Regions from separate parts of the Homo sapiens genome. Here region 1 is linked to region 2. Evidence: chromatin contacts called from ENCODE Hi-C data. All regions are on one chromosome and are shown on one strand. The core of a region is the stretch at or near the end of the contact, and the rest is flanking DNA. Distances in the headings are between cores, read along the strand shown.

Evidence for each region. A loop is a pair of places that touch in the nucleus more often than their neighbours do. Pooled maps may share reads with other maps.
Region 1: a loop to region 2 is called in a map with no recorded cell type, with 17 times the contacts of the local background. The contact joins two enhancer-like sites. A Hi-C loop is called at or near these places in 3 of 37 single-sample maps with no recorded cell type and 2 of 50 pooled maps.

The regions. Positions count from the first base shown.
Region 1 is chr5:154,380,430-154,386,694 of GRCh38, reverse strand. It overlaps GALNT10 (polypeptide N-acetylgalactosaminyltransferase 10), which reads right to left. Exons shown (of 12, transcript NM_198321.4): 6 at 6,064-6,247; 7 at 265-382. Among named protein-coding and RNA genes, the nearest start is that of MIR1294, 36 kb to the right of the region's middle. RefSeq lists an enhancer at 1,691-1,840. Within about 2 kb of position 1,419, at least 6 of the 41 ENCODE cell types and tissues checked have a DNase peak (open chromatin) inside an H3K27ac peak, as active enhancers do.
Region 2 is chr5:151,661,280-151,667,927 of GRCh38, reverse strand. It overlaps SPARC (secreted protein acidic and cysteine rich), which reads left to right. Exons shown (of 10, transcript NM_003118.4): 7 at 328-461; 8 at 1,419-1,567; 9 at 3,693-3,841; 10 at 4,329-6,648. The coding sequence ends at 4,357. Among named protein-coding and RNA genes, the nearest start is that of CLMAT3, 12 kb to the left of the region's middle. RefSeq lists a silencer at 4,107-4,156 and enhancers at 3,492-4,691, 5,149-5,288. Within about 2 kb of position 4,129, at least 17 of the 41 ENCODE cell types and tissues checked have a DNase peak (open chromatin) inside an H3K27ac peak, as active enhancers do.

The sequences.
Region 1 (6,265 bases), core at 170-2,669, 2.7 Mb before region 2:
AGAAGACACAAGGCAAATGCCAGTCAGAGCTGTGGTGAGGACCAGCCTTTGGCAGCTGGAGAGTACTCCCCTTCCCTCCCACACCCCCCCACCCCACAACAAAGAGTGGCCCATGAGCCCCTGTCTTCTTCACCTGATGGGCAGAAGGGCTACAGAACCCTGAGGCCTCCAGTCTTTCCAAGCTCAGGCAGAAGCTGAGACACCTACTGGGACAGGCACTCAGGAGGCTGTGCCAAGAACGGGGCGTCTGGAGAGCTGGCTCACCTTGAAGGAGATTTCATACTGCTCCCCTCCCCAGATCTCCAAGCCTGGGTCATACCCGCCGAGTTCCCAGAACCACTTCCGATCCACGGCGAACAGTCCACCGGCCATCACGGGAGACCTGTCAGAGAAGAAGAACATGGTGTGAAGGTGCAGATGTCCTGGCCACATGCTCTCATGTGGCCCGATAATGCCATTCCCCCAGCGGCGGTGTTCCATGCTGCTCCCTGAACACAGTCCAAGTGTCTTCCAGGGAATCCAAGGCCCTTCCAGGCATCCCCCTTTCTTTCCTACAACTTCCTTTCATAAGAGCTACATTTTAACCAAATGGGACCCGAAGTTCCTTTACACAATTAACACCTAAGAGTACTTGTGAAATGAAATCACAGTACTTTGTCCACATGGGCCCTGTAGCTGCATCATAAATATGTACATGTTAGTCCTCTCACTAGTTAAATGGTCCAAGTTGGGGGTCTCTCCAAGCCTGTCTGTGTTGTAGAATCTCTTAGAGAGATGAAAAAATATACAGCTCGCTGGGCCCCACCTCAGACCTGCTGAAACAATCCTTGCGGGAGGCAGCCTAGGGCTCTGTGTTTTTGAACATGCTCCTTTGACAACTATTACTCAGTAGGCCAGCATGGACGTTTGTTCTGCTGTGGTGTTTACAGAAGAAGCCACTGTCTCTGTCTTTTCAGTTAAACTGGGAGATAAGATTAACTCCATTCATTCATTCTCTAATGAGTTTGTTCATCCCATGCCAGTTGTGAGGGAGGTGCTGGAAGAATCTCGAGGTCAATGAGAGTCCTTCAGGAGATGTTGGTGTAGTGGGGCAGCCCCCTCAAGACAGAGGGTGCATAAGGGACTCCGGGAGGTAGAGACAGCATTACAGGAATCTGAAAGGAGTGTGTCTGTTTCCAGCTTTTGGGGTAAGGAGGATGGCTGGGGCAAGGGTCAAGGAATGAGGCTCAGGGGAGGTGGCATTTAAGTGGGTTTGGACAAGAGGAAATTTGGGAGAGGGAAAGGCACTGAGGGGAGGATAAAACGTCAGCAAGGACACAGAGACGACAAATCATGCAGTACCCACGGGAACAGGAAGTCCGCCTGGCACCGTGCTAAGTGAGGAAACGTCATGCTGCTGACTGTCAGCGTCCCCCAGGGTATCTCGCACAAGACTGGCACCTGGTAGGGGCCAACCAGCGTTTGCTGTGTGAAAAGCTATCAGAGTGGCTGCATCCTTGTCTGGATGCACTGGAAAACTCCAAACCCTCAAATCCAAACATTCCAGCAGCAACCTCCATTCCCCCTCCTGGTCCCTGGAAGTGCAAGCTCATGGGAAGTAGGCTGATCGAATAAGCTCTTAGTCAACCCAAAAGCTGCCCAAGCAGCTCCTCCTTCCAGTAGCAGATGAGCCTTTACAGCACAGGCAGGACTCCTTTAAAAGGGGAGCCCCTGAATATTTACTGAGGGCTTGAATATGCCGGGTGCTGTACGGAGCTAATTTATTAATAAAATGAATTTACTCTTCACCTCGACCTCATGTGGCAGGCCTCATTATCATCACCATTTTACACATGTAAAACTGGAGTGCAGACAGGGAACTTGCTCAAGGCCCCATGGCTAAAAAGCAGCACTGCTGGGATGTGAATCTCTAATCTAAGCCACAGTTCACACCCCTCGCCACCACAATATACTGCCTCCAGGCAGGCAGGAACACTCGAGAAGCAGGTGATGCATGCAAAGAACAGGGCGTGAGAAATTCGGAACCCTCACTCTCATTTCTGCTTTCCTTAACCTGCTGTGTGACCTGAGATGCAGCGTTTAACCATTAACCCTGTGCTACCCAGGAAGGAAGCCACTGGCCACAGGTGATGACTCTGCACTTAAAATGTGACTGGTATGAACTGACATGTGCTGTGAGTGTGAGATACACACCAGATTTCCAAGACTTAGGATGAAAAGAGTATGAAAGAACTCATTAATAATTTTAAAGTGTTGGTTACATGTTAAAACGATAATATTTGAGGTATACTGGTTTAAATAAGATACATTATTAAGATGAATTTTACCTGTTTCTCTTTACCTTAGAAAATAATATCACATATGCAGCTTGTATTATATTGGACAGTGCTGATTTAACCTCTTTGAGCCCTATTCCCCATCTAAACAATGGAGTGATAGCTATACTTCCTATCCCACGTTGCTAGTGATACGGTTGGCTACGTCCCCACCCAAATCTTATCTTGAACTGTAGTTACCGTAATCCCCAGGTGTCATAGGAGAGACCTGGTGGGAGGTAATGGAATCATGGGGGCAGTTACCCCCATGCTGCTGTTCTCATGATAGTGAGTGAGTTCTCATGAGATCTGATGGTTTTATAAGGGGCTTTTTCCTCTTTGCTCAGCACTTCTCTCTCCTGCCGCCTTGTGAAGAAGGATGTGTTTGCTTCCCCCTCTGCCATGACTGTAAGTTTCTTGAGGCCTCCCCAGCCATGTGGAACTGTGAGTCAGTTGAACTTCTTTTCTTTATAAATTACCCAGTCTCAGGCAGTTCTTTATAGCAGTGTGAGAATGGATTAATACAGCTAGAATATTTCTAAAAGTACCCAGTACTATAAGAAAATAAGGTGTTATTAGTATTGGCTCCCCTTTGTCTTCTGGAGATTGAGGGGGTCCTGGTTTTTTTTGGCTGGAGCCACAAATCTACCGCTTGGAAAGGCTGACAGTGTTTCTGACTTGGTGCTTCATGGGAGACTGAACTCAAGGCTTTGCACATGAAAATCAGCCTCGGTCAAAGCAGGGGCCGGGGCTGAGGGGCTGCATGGAATAGGCAGGATATCAGCTCTAAGGCATTTGGGATGCTCGAGGCTTTGCCTCCAGAGAGAGGCCTCTCTGCCCAGCCTGTTCTGGTTTCTGCTGTGTTTGGCAATACTAGTAACAATTCTGAGTGTCCAGTGTGTGCTACTTACTTTACTGACACCATCTCCAGCTCTCACAAAGCTCTAATATTAGTCTCCTTTACAGACGGAGATATTTGAAAATCAGAAATGTTAAATAATCTGCTCATAGTGAGTGGATAAGCTATTACTGAAAGTGGGGTCTGCCACTGAAACCATGTCTTTTAAACATCCTTGCACCATGCTGTGCCTGTAGATTGCCCACTTGCTGGGCACTCTACCATCAAGTGGGAAGGTGGGAAGCTGTACAGAAAATGACCAGAATTTCTCTAGTGGCCACTTCCTAGGGTTCTGTCCAAGTAAAAAGCAGAAGAGAGACTTCTGGAAGGAATCATGGGAGAGGATGGAGGGCCCTTCAGAAAGCATCTACACCAGTGACTGCCAACCATGGCCACACATAAGCATCACCTGGGAGCTTTAAAAAATGATGATACCTGCATCCCACCCCCAGACTCCAGTGTAACTGCTCTTGAGGGAAGCCTTTGTGTTTTTACAAGCTCCCCAGGTGATGTCAATGTGTGGCTAGGGTCAAGAGCCAGTGCTCTCTGGTGAGGCCAATCACTTCAATATCCAGATGAGGAGACTGAAGCCCCAGAAGACACTAGCTGGGCCTTTGCTACTAGCCAGCTGTATGACCTGGTCTTAGCCTTTCCTTACTGTGCAATGAGGATAACGATGGGCCAAGACCTGTCCTTAAGTACCTTTCAATGAGTCTGCTCATTGCAAAGGTTCAAACAATAAAGGAGGTTCTAATTACCCCCTTGGTTACCCTGAAAATTCCATTTTCTGGAGCAGCCTATTCTAACCTCAGCTTCTGCAGTCATGTCAACTAGGACAAGTCTTGTTTCCTCTCTGAACCTCAAGGCCTCCATCAGTCAAATGAGGGTAATTCTACCTAGACCTGAGGATCCTACATTATTATAAGGATCATGCACAATAATGGTCAGTAGAAATTGCTTTGCCAACACAGGCCAAATGTTAGTTACTCCTGGTGTTGGTATTATTCTACAAGGATTTAGGTCAACTGAGGATTGATTCTGAGGTACACAGAAGGTGGGGCAGACTGCATAATGTGATCATGGCTAAATCATATCTTTGGACCAGGAAGGGATCTAATAGTAGTGATCAACTGTGTTCAAGAGGCCAAGAGAAGACCACAAATGTTTGACCTGCTGCTGGAGACATGGAATCCATTCTTGCTCTCCACTCTTGGCTCAGGCTGGTCCATTGTCCTGGCCACCTTTCATTTCCTCAAAGAACCCAACTCTTTCTACCTCTGAGCCTGCCCTGGGGCTCATAGTGTTAGGGGTTCCTCTCAGGAGCCCTGGGTATGCACCATGCCCATGAAGATGGCTGAGCTTCCAACAGTCCTGCTTCTCAGATGGGGAGAGTAAGGCATAGAGAAATGTGGTTCACTGAAGGCCAAACTGTGGTGAGAGGTACGACTCCCCAGTTATGGCAGTGTCTGAATCTCCGGAACCTGTGAATATGTTACCTTATGTGGCAAAAGAGACTTCGCAGATGTGATTAAGGTTAAGGATCTTGTGGTGGGGAGGTTATCTTGGCGAGCCTGATGGAATCACATATCATTAATGTAATCACAGGGCTTATAAGTGAAAGAAGGAGGCAGGAAAGTCAGAGTCAGAAGGAGATGTGATGAAGGAAGCAGAGGTATGAAGGAAAGCAAGGAGAAGGAAACAGAGATCTGAAGATTCTATCCTTCTGGCTTTAAAGTTGGAGGCAGGGGCCATGAGCCAAGGAATGTAAGCATCCTCTAGAAGCCAGGAAAGGTAGGGAAATGGATTCTTCCCAAGGCATCCAGAGGGAATGCAGCCCTGCCGACACTATGATTTTAGCCCAGTAAGACTCATTTCAGGCTTCTGACCTCCAGAGTTTTAAGCATAAATTTGTGTTGTTTTAACCTTCTAAGTTTATAGTAATTTATCACAGCAGCTATAGGAAACTAATACAGCGGGAGAGCTTGGGCTTCGGCTTTGTATCCAGAGATCTTTTCCACACGTGTCGCAGGAGAACTGGAACAGCTCACAGGACAGCTGCAGGGACAGTGAGCCTACTGTTGGGGAGAAGCCCCTTCCAGAGCTTGGAGCACCAGAGAGGGGCTGGGCTCTATTTCTGTCTTAGCCACTCACAGAGCTCCTCCTTCTGGAGCCTTAGTCCCTCATCTGCAAGGGGCTGAGTTCTTCACTGGTAGGTTCCTTCCAGCCTTCACATTCTAGGATGCTGTGAGTCCAGCCCATCACCCTCCCCTAGCCTGCAAACTTCTGCTGTGGGACAAACTGCTATTTTCCTTACACTTCCAAGTGGGTATAGCAGTACGATGGGAAAATTGGCTCCAGAGGCAGACAGACAGACCTGCATTTGTACCTAGTAACCTGGGCAAATTACTTAGCCTCTTGGAGCATTGGTGTCCCCATTTGGAAAACATGGATAATAATTTTTACCATATATAGTTGTAGGGGGTTAAATTGGATCAGAGGGTAATGTGCTTAGTACTGGGCTGGGCACTTGGTGACGATGATGGTTATAATTGCATGGCAGGCTTGAGGAAGAGAGCATGAGAGACCCACTCACCCCTGCTGACAATCCTGGCAAACTGTGCAGAAGTGGGCAAGGTGGAGACCAGCCTGGTGGGCCATGAGCTGAGGTTGTTACAAGCTGGGAGGGATGGTGCTACTGGCTGGGGATATCTGACACTTGGTACTAAGTGGGGCTGGGAAGCTGGACCCTCTGCATTGGGCTTTTAAGGGAGATGGCGATCCTGAGTTGTGTGCGTGTTGGGAGTGGTCACTGGGTAGCCACTGGGACCAGCCAGGGTTGTTCATACTTACTCAAATGGGTCGCTGGGGTCAGCTTTCTGCAGTTCTGGAGGGATCGGGATCCGCTTGTAGTACATCTCCCAGTCAAAGGCTCCCCGCATGGCATCCCCTGCCTGTGTCTCGTACCGAAAGTCGTCATGGTCAATTACATCAATCATCGGGCACACAATGGTCTTGCGGTTCCGAGCAATGCGGTCTGAAGAAGCCAAGAGAT
Region 2 (6,648 bases), core at 2,880-5,379:
TGACGTGAACAACATGGGCTCAGTCTCAGCTAGGATCACACCCAAAGCCCAGCACCCAGTAAGGTGCAGGAGCCATCCATTTCCCTGAGCAGAGCAGATTAGGCTGAGGAAAGCAGCAGCCATGCCTTTGCACAATGCATTTCTAGGGCATTCTTCCCACACATAATCTCCTCTGCTCATTGTCCTGTGAAGAAACTGTGGCCTGGAGAGGTTGAGCCACTGTGCCAAGGCCACCAATGCAGGTGGTATGTGGGTGGGTGGGGGCCTGGGGTGGGGAGCACGGCCCAGGCAGGGTCTGTGCTGACCGCCCTTGTGTTTGGAACCTAGACATCCCCCCTTGCCTGGACTCTGAGCTGACCGAATTCCCCCTGCGCATGCGGGACTGGCTCAAGAACGTCCTGGTCACCCTGTATGAGAGGGATGAGGACAACAACCTTCTGACTGAGAAGCAGAAGCTGCGGGTAAGTGGTCTCTCTGGCCTTGCTGGCCCCGTGCTGGTGAAGATCCAGTCCCATTCCTAGAACTGGGCCCCCAGCTGCAGGGCGGCATCCTGCTCCGGAGCGTGCATTTACCCCTGAGCACCAGGACACGTACTTCTCTTCCTGCCTTTGGAGGCTGTGGTGCACATTAACATCTTAGAGGCTCTGAGAAGTCCTGCAGCAGAGACCTGCTCCCTTTGCTTAACCTAACGTTAAACAAAAGAGACACAAACAGCCCTATTCCTTTTTCCTTTGGAGTCTGTGGATCTTAAGCTTTAATGAGCATATTAACTACCCCAAGAAGCTGATAAAATGCAGATTCCTTGGCCCCATCTCAGGCCACTGAAACAGTGTCTCTAGAAAGCAAGGCCCAGGAAGCTGCATTCTAAATACTCCCCAGGTGATTTATGTTTATTTTATTTTTTTGAGGCAAAGTCTCACTCTGTTGCCAGGCTGGAGTGCAGTGGTGCGATCTCGGTTCACTGCAACCTCCACCTCCTGGGTTCAAGTGATTCCCCTGCCTCAGCCTCCTGAGTAGCTGGGACTGCAGGCATGCTACCACACCTGGCTAATTTTTGTATTTTTAGTAGAGATGGAGTTTCACTGTGTTGGCCAGGCTGGTCTCAAAACTCCTGGCCTCAGGTGATCTGCCTGCCTCAGCCTCCCAAAGCGCTGGGATTACAGGTGTGAGTGTGTGCCCGGCCTTCGCCAGGTGATTTTGATGTGGGTAGCTATATGGAGAATTCTTTGAGGTCATCCCAGGCTTCTATTTTTGTGAATGAGATGCTAGTACCCATCTATGACACCTCCCTCCCCTCGCTGTGAGCTTTGGTCTGGCTAGTCTCTGCCTGCTCTGGCCTTCTGGGAGGGGTGGGAGGGCCCGACTGGTCCAGACAATCTCCATGGACCTCTTGTCACACACAGTCTCTACTCCCTCAGGTGAAGAAGATCCATGAGAATGAGAAGCGCCTGGAGGCAGGAGACCACCCCGTGGAGCTGCTGGCCCGGGACTTCGAGAAGAACTATAACATGTACATCTTCCCTGTACACTGGCAGTTCGGCCAGCTGGACCAGCACCCCATTGACGGGTAAGACCCCAGACCCTAGAGTGAACAGAGCTCAAGGCTGGCAGGTGCACTAGCTATGGCCAGAAAGCCTCTCAGCAGCCTATACTGCTCCAAGCCCTGGCATCCACAGTTTGCCTGGGGATTGGAGCAGAAGGATGAGGCATCTGGAGAAAAGATGTGGACCTGGGACAAAGAAACCGATAAGACACTCTCATGCTGAGGTGAAAGTCAGTAGGAGCTCAAAATAGCTCCATAATCCTGCAAGTACTAGGCGTGGATATCTGGATAATGAAGGAGTGTGAATTAAGAAGGAGTACCAGGCTCCAAGGGGTGGCAGGGGACAAGGTTGGGTCAGCCACACGCCCCCTGTCCTTCAGCAGAACATCCAGGGGCAGAGCAGCCACCTGGCACTGTCTAAGCCCCCTCCTAAGGCTCAGCCCCAATAGGGCCCAACTGACCCTGGAAGTTATCCAAAAAAGCCTGTCTATTTTGCAAGCCCCCAGTTTGAGGGCTCTTGTCCCTTGTCCAAACGAGTTATGAGGCCCTGTGCAACTGCACTGCCGAACAGGCAGGCAGCTGGCCAGTTAGCAAATGCTTATGGAGTGTGCATTTTGTGCCCTGCACTATTCTAGGCAGGGGATTGAACAGCAGTCAGAGCTGGCATGGTCCTTGCCCTCATGGACTTATACTCTGTTCATAACCTGTCACTACCTTCTGAACTTCTCTTGTGGTGATGAAGTGAGAGCCCCTGCTCAGCCTCAGATGGAGCAAGCTACACCTGCACCTTCCCAGAGTGGTTTTTTCTTCGTCCTTGGGTTGTGGAAGCAGAGCATCACACAGAGGGGAAAGGAAGGGCTGCCCTACTCACATACTCAGGGAACTTCCTCTCTAGGATGTTCACCCCTCGCTCTTTGTCCAGCCTGTGTGCCTGGAGTCTGCCAACCCTGCCAGTGATCCTGAGGGCTGGGGTCTCCTGGGCTCTGGGAATCTCCCGGCCACTTCTCTCCCAGGCTTTTGCCATGGCTGGGATCCAACTGAGTCACTCATTATGGCAGGGAGGGGAAAAGTCAAAGGGGAACATCTGGAGCTCAGGCAAAGCAATTTGATCCCACTGCAACAGAGGGCCTGGAGGGAGGCTTTCAGATGGGGTGCAAGAACAGCACATCTGGGAAAGGGGTCCAGCTTGGGCAAGGGGACCCGCTTCCTCCTCCTCCCATCCCAGGGCTGTAGGTGACCTTGCCTGCATCCCTGCCCCTCCCTGGGCCTCAGTTTTCCACCAGTACAATGAAGGGGAGGAGAATGTTCCTATCAGTTCAAACATTGTGTGATTTCTTTGGTGAGCTGGGTGGGGCTGCGAGGTCTAGAGGTTAAGAAGACAACTGGAGTCACATTGTTCCCTGGAGATCCTTTGTGGATCTTTAGGGACAAGTAGTTGGGGGCTCTGGGAAACAAAGAAAAAAATTATACACATGCTCTGGAGTCTAAGGCCAGCAGGGAGAATAGGGAGGGAGGACAGTGGGAGAGACATCCAAAGGGCCTCCCTCTCAGACATTACAGGATACACAAGCAAAGCTCTATGAAGATGGTTAGAGCTCCCGTTGACCCTCACTGCCAATCCCAGTCCCTTTCCACATTCCTCCCCAGAAGGCAGCACTGTCACCAGATTGGTGTGTCATTTTTAGACCCTTTACTAGGCATTTATAGATGTATAAATGTGTGTCCATAGACAATATACAGTGCTGTGTCATGCTAGATTTTGATCTACCCATAGCAGAAGTGCTGAATTTTGATTTTAAGTTTCTGTGTCCCCAGTTCTCAGCCAATTAGGAAACAATCAAATACACCAAACAGACCTTTGTTTTTGAGACCCTGAAACCTTAGAGCTGGAAGGGCCGTTAGTAATTATGGCCATCTCCTCCTCTTTGCTGGAAGGAGAAACTGAGGTTCCGAATGGTGCACTGCTGTTCTCTGAGTCTCAGAGCAGTCAGTGGCAGAGCTAGGGGTAGACCTGGGATTCTGGCTTTTTGTCCTGCTTTAAATATCCTTTCCTCCATGCTCTGGGGCAGGCTAACTCCCCGGTTGCCTCCCAAGGCTGGGTGTGGAGCTTTTCCATGCCTCAGGCCCTCCCCTGCCTCCTTCCCTGCAGGTACCTCTCCCACACCGAGCTGGCTCCACTGCGTGCTCCCCTCATCCCCATGGAGCATTGCACCACCCGCTTTTTCGAGACCTGTGACCTGGACAATGACAAGTACATCGCCCTGGATGAGTGGGCCGGCTGCTTCGGCATCAAGCAGAGTGAGTGTCTGAACAAAGAAGCAAGGGGCATGGGCAGAAACACTGCTCCCAGGGTGCTGGGTTGTCATCCCCCCACTCTCCGCTCTCTTGGTCTGTCTGTTGTCTGTCCTCTCTGCCTGTCTCTGCTCTCTCTGCCTATTTGACTCCTGTCTCTTGGGCGTCTTCCTGATCCTTCTCTGTCCATCCAACTGTCCCTCTCTCTTTCCCTTCCTCAAGCGTTAGCACTCACCCGTGCTAAACACTATTTTGGGAACTGGCAGGCACACAGAGAGGAAACAGGAAGTGTAACTTGGCAGCGTGTGTAAGAGACAGGGACAGGCCAGAGACAGAGAGAGCGAGATTCCTCCGTCACTGACTTCCTGGGTGACCTTGCATGGCCACCTAGACCCCTGCCCCTGGGGATGGGTGGGAGTCCACTGACTCCTTGGGAAGTGCGTTATCATCGACACAGCCTTATTTTTAACCGTGCTCTTTTCTTGCTTTGCAGAGGATATCGACAAGGATCTTGTGATCTAAATCCACTCCTTCCACAGTACCGGATTCTCTCTTTAACCCTCCCCTTCGTGTTTCCCCCAATGTTTAAAATGTTTGGATGGTTTGTTGTTCTGCCTGGAGACAAGGTGCTAACATAGATTTAAGTGAATACATTAACGGTGCTAAAAATGAAAATTCTAACCCAAGACATGACATTCTTAGCTGTAACTTAACTATTAAGGCCTTTTCCACACGCATTAATAGTCCCATTTTTCTCTTGCCATTTGTAGCTTTGCCCATTGTCTTATTGGCACATGGGTGGACACGGATCTGCTGGGCTCTGCCTTAAACACACATTGCAGCTTCAACTTTTCTCTTTAGTGTTCTGTTTGAAACTAATACTTACCGAGTCAGACTTTGTGTTCATTTCATTTCAGGGTCTTGGCTGCCTGTGGGCTTCCCCAGGTGGCCTGGAGGTGGGCAAAGGGAAGTAACAGACACACGATGTTGTCAAGGATGGTTTTGGGACTAGAGGCTCAGTGGTGGGAGAGATCCCTGCAGAACCCACCAACCAGAACGTGGTTTGCCTGAGGCTGTAACTGAGAGAAAGATTCTGGGGCTGTGTTATGAAAATATAGACATTCTCACATAAGCCCAGTTCATCACCATTTCCTCCTTTACCTTTCAGTGCAGTTTCTTTTCACATTAGGCTGTTGGTTCAAACTTTTGGGAGCACGGACTGTCAGTTCTCTGGGAAGTGGTCAGCGCATCCTGCAGGGCTTCTCCTCCTCTGTCTTTTGGAGAACCAGGGCTCTTCTCAGGGGCTCTAGGGACTGCCAGGCTGTTTCAGCCAGGAAGGCCAAAATCAAGAGTGAGATGTAGAAAGTTGTAAAATAGAAAAAGTGGAGTTGGTGAATCGGTTGTTCTTTCCTCACATTTGGATGATTGTCATAAGGTTTTTAGCATGTTCCTCCTTTTCTTCACCCTCCCCTTTTTTCTTCTATTAATCAAGAGAAACTTCAAAGTTAATGGGATGGTCGGATCTCACAGGCTGAGAACTCGTTCACCTCCAAGCATTTCATGAAAAAGCTGCTTCTTATTAATCATACAAACTCTCACCATGATGTGAAGAGTTTCACAAATCCTTCAAAATAAAAAGTAATGACTTAGAAACTGCCTTCCTGGGTGATTTGCATGTGTCTTAGTCTTAGTCACCTTATTATCCTGACACAAAAACACATGAGCATACATGTCTACACATGACTACACAAATGCAAACCTTTGCAAACACATTATGCTTTTGCACACACACACCTGTACACACACACCGGCATGTTTATACACAGGGAGTGTATGGTTCCTGTAAGCACTAAGTTAGCTGTTTTCATTTAATGACCTGTGGTTTAACCCTTTTGATCACTACCACCATTATCAGCACCAGACTGAGCAGCTATATCCTTTTATTAATCATGGTCATTCATTCATTCATTCATTCACAAAATATTTATGATGTATTTACTCTGCACCAGGTCCCATGCCAAGCACTGGGGACACAGTTATGGCAAAGTAGACAAAGCATTTGTTCATTTGGAGCTTAGAGTCCAGGAGGAATACATTAGATAATGACACAATCAAATATAAATTGCAAGATGTCACAGGTGTGATGAAGGGAGAGTAGGAGAGACCATGAGTATGTGTAACAGGAGGACACAGCATTATTCTAGTGCTGTACTGTTCCGTACGGCAGCCACTACCCACATGTAACTTTTTAAGATTTAAATTTAAATTAGTTAACATTCAAAACGCAGCTCCCCAATCACACTAGCAACATTTCAAGTGCTTGAGAGCCATGCATGATTAGTGGTTACCCTATTGAATAGGTCAGAAGTAGAATCTTTTCATCATCACAGAAAGTTCTATTGGACAGTGCTCTTCTAGATCATCATAAGACTACAGAGCACTTTTCAAAGCTCATGCATGTTCATCATGTTAGTGTCGTATTTTGAGCTGGGGTTTTGAGACTCCCCTTAGAGATAGAGAAACAGACCCAAGAAATGTGCTCAATTGCAATGGGCCACATACCTAGATCTCCAGATGTCATTTCCCCTCTCTTATTTTAAGTTATGTTAAGATTACTAAAACAATAAAAGCTCCTAAAAAATCAAACTGTATTCTGGTGTTCTCTTCTACACAGTGGGAGGGCGAGCAGTAGGAGAGATTGGCCCATTTGGTGCTGGCCATTTGAGGAATGCAAGCCCAGCACTAGTCTCATAATCTCTAGGAATCTGTAGAGAGAGGAATTGAAGTAAATTTCAGCATTGGCTCATTCAGTC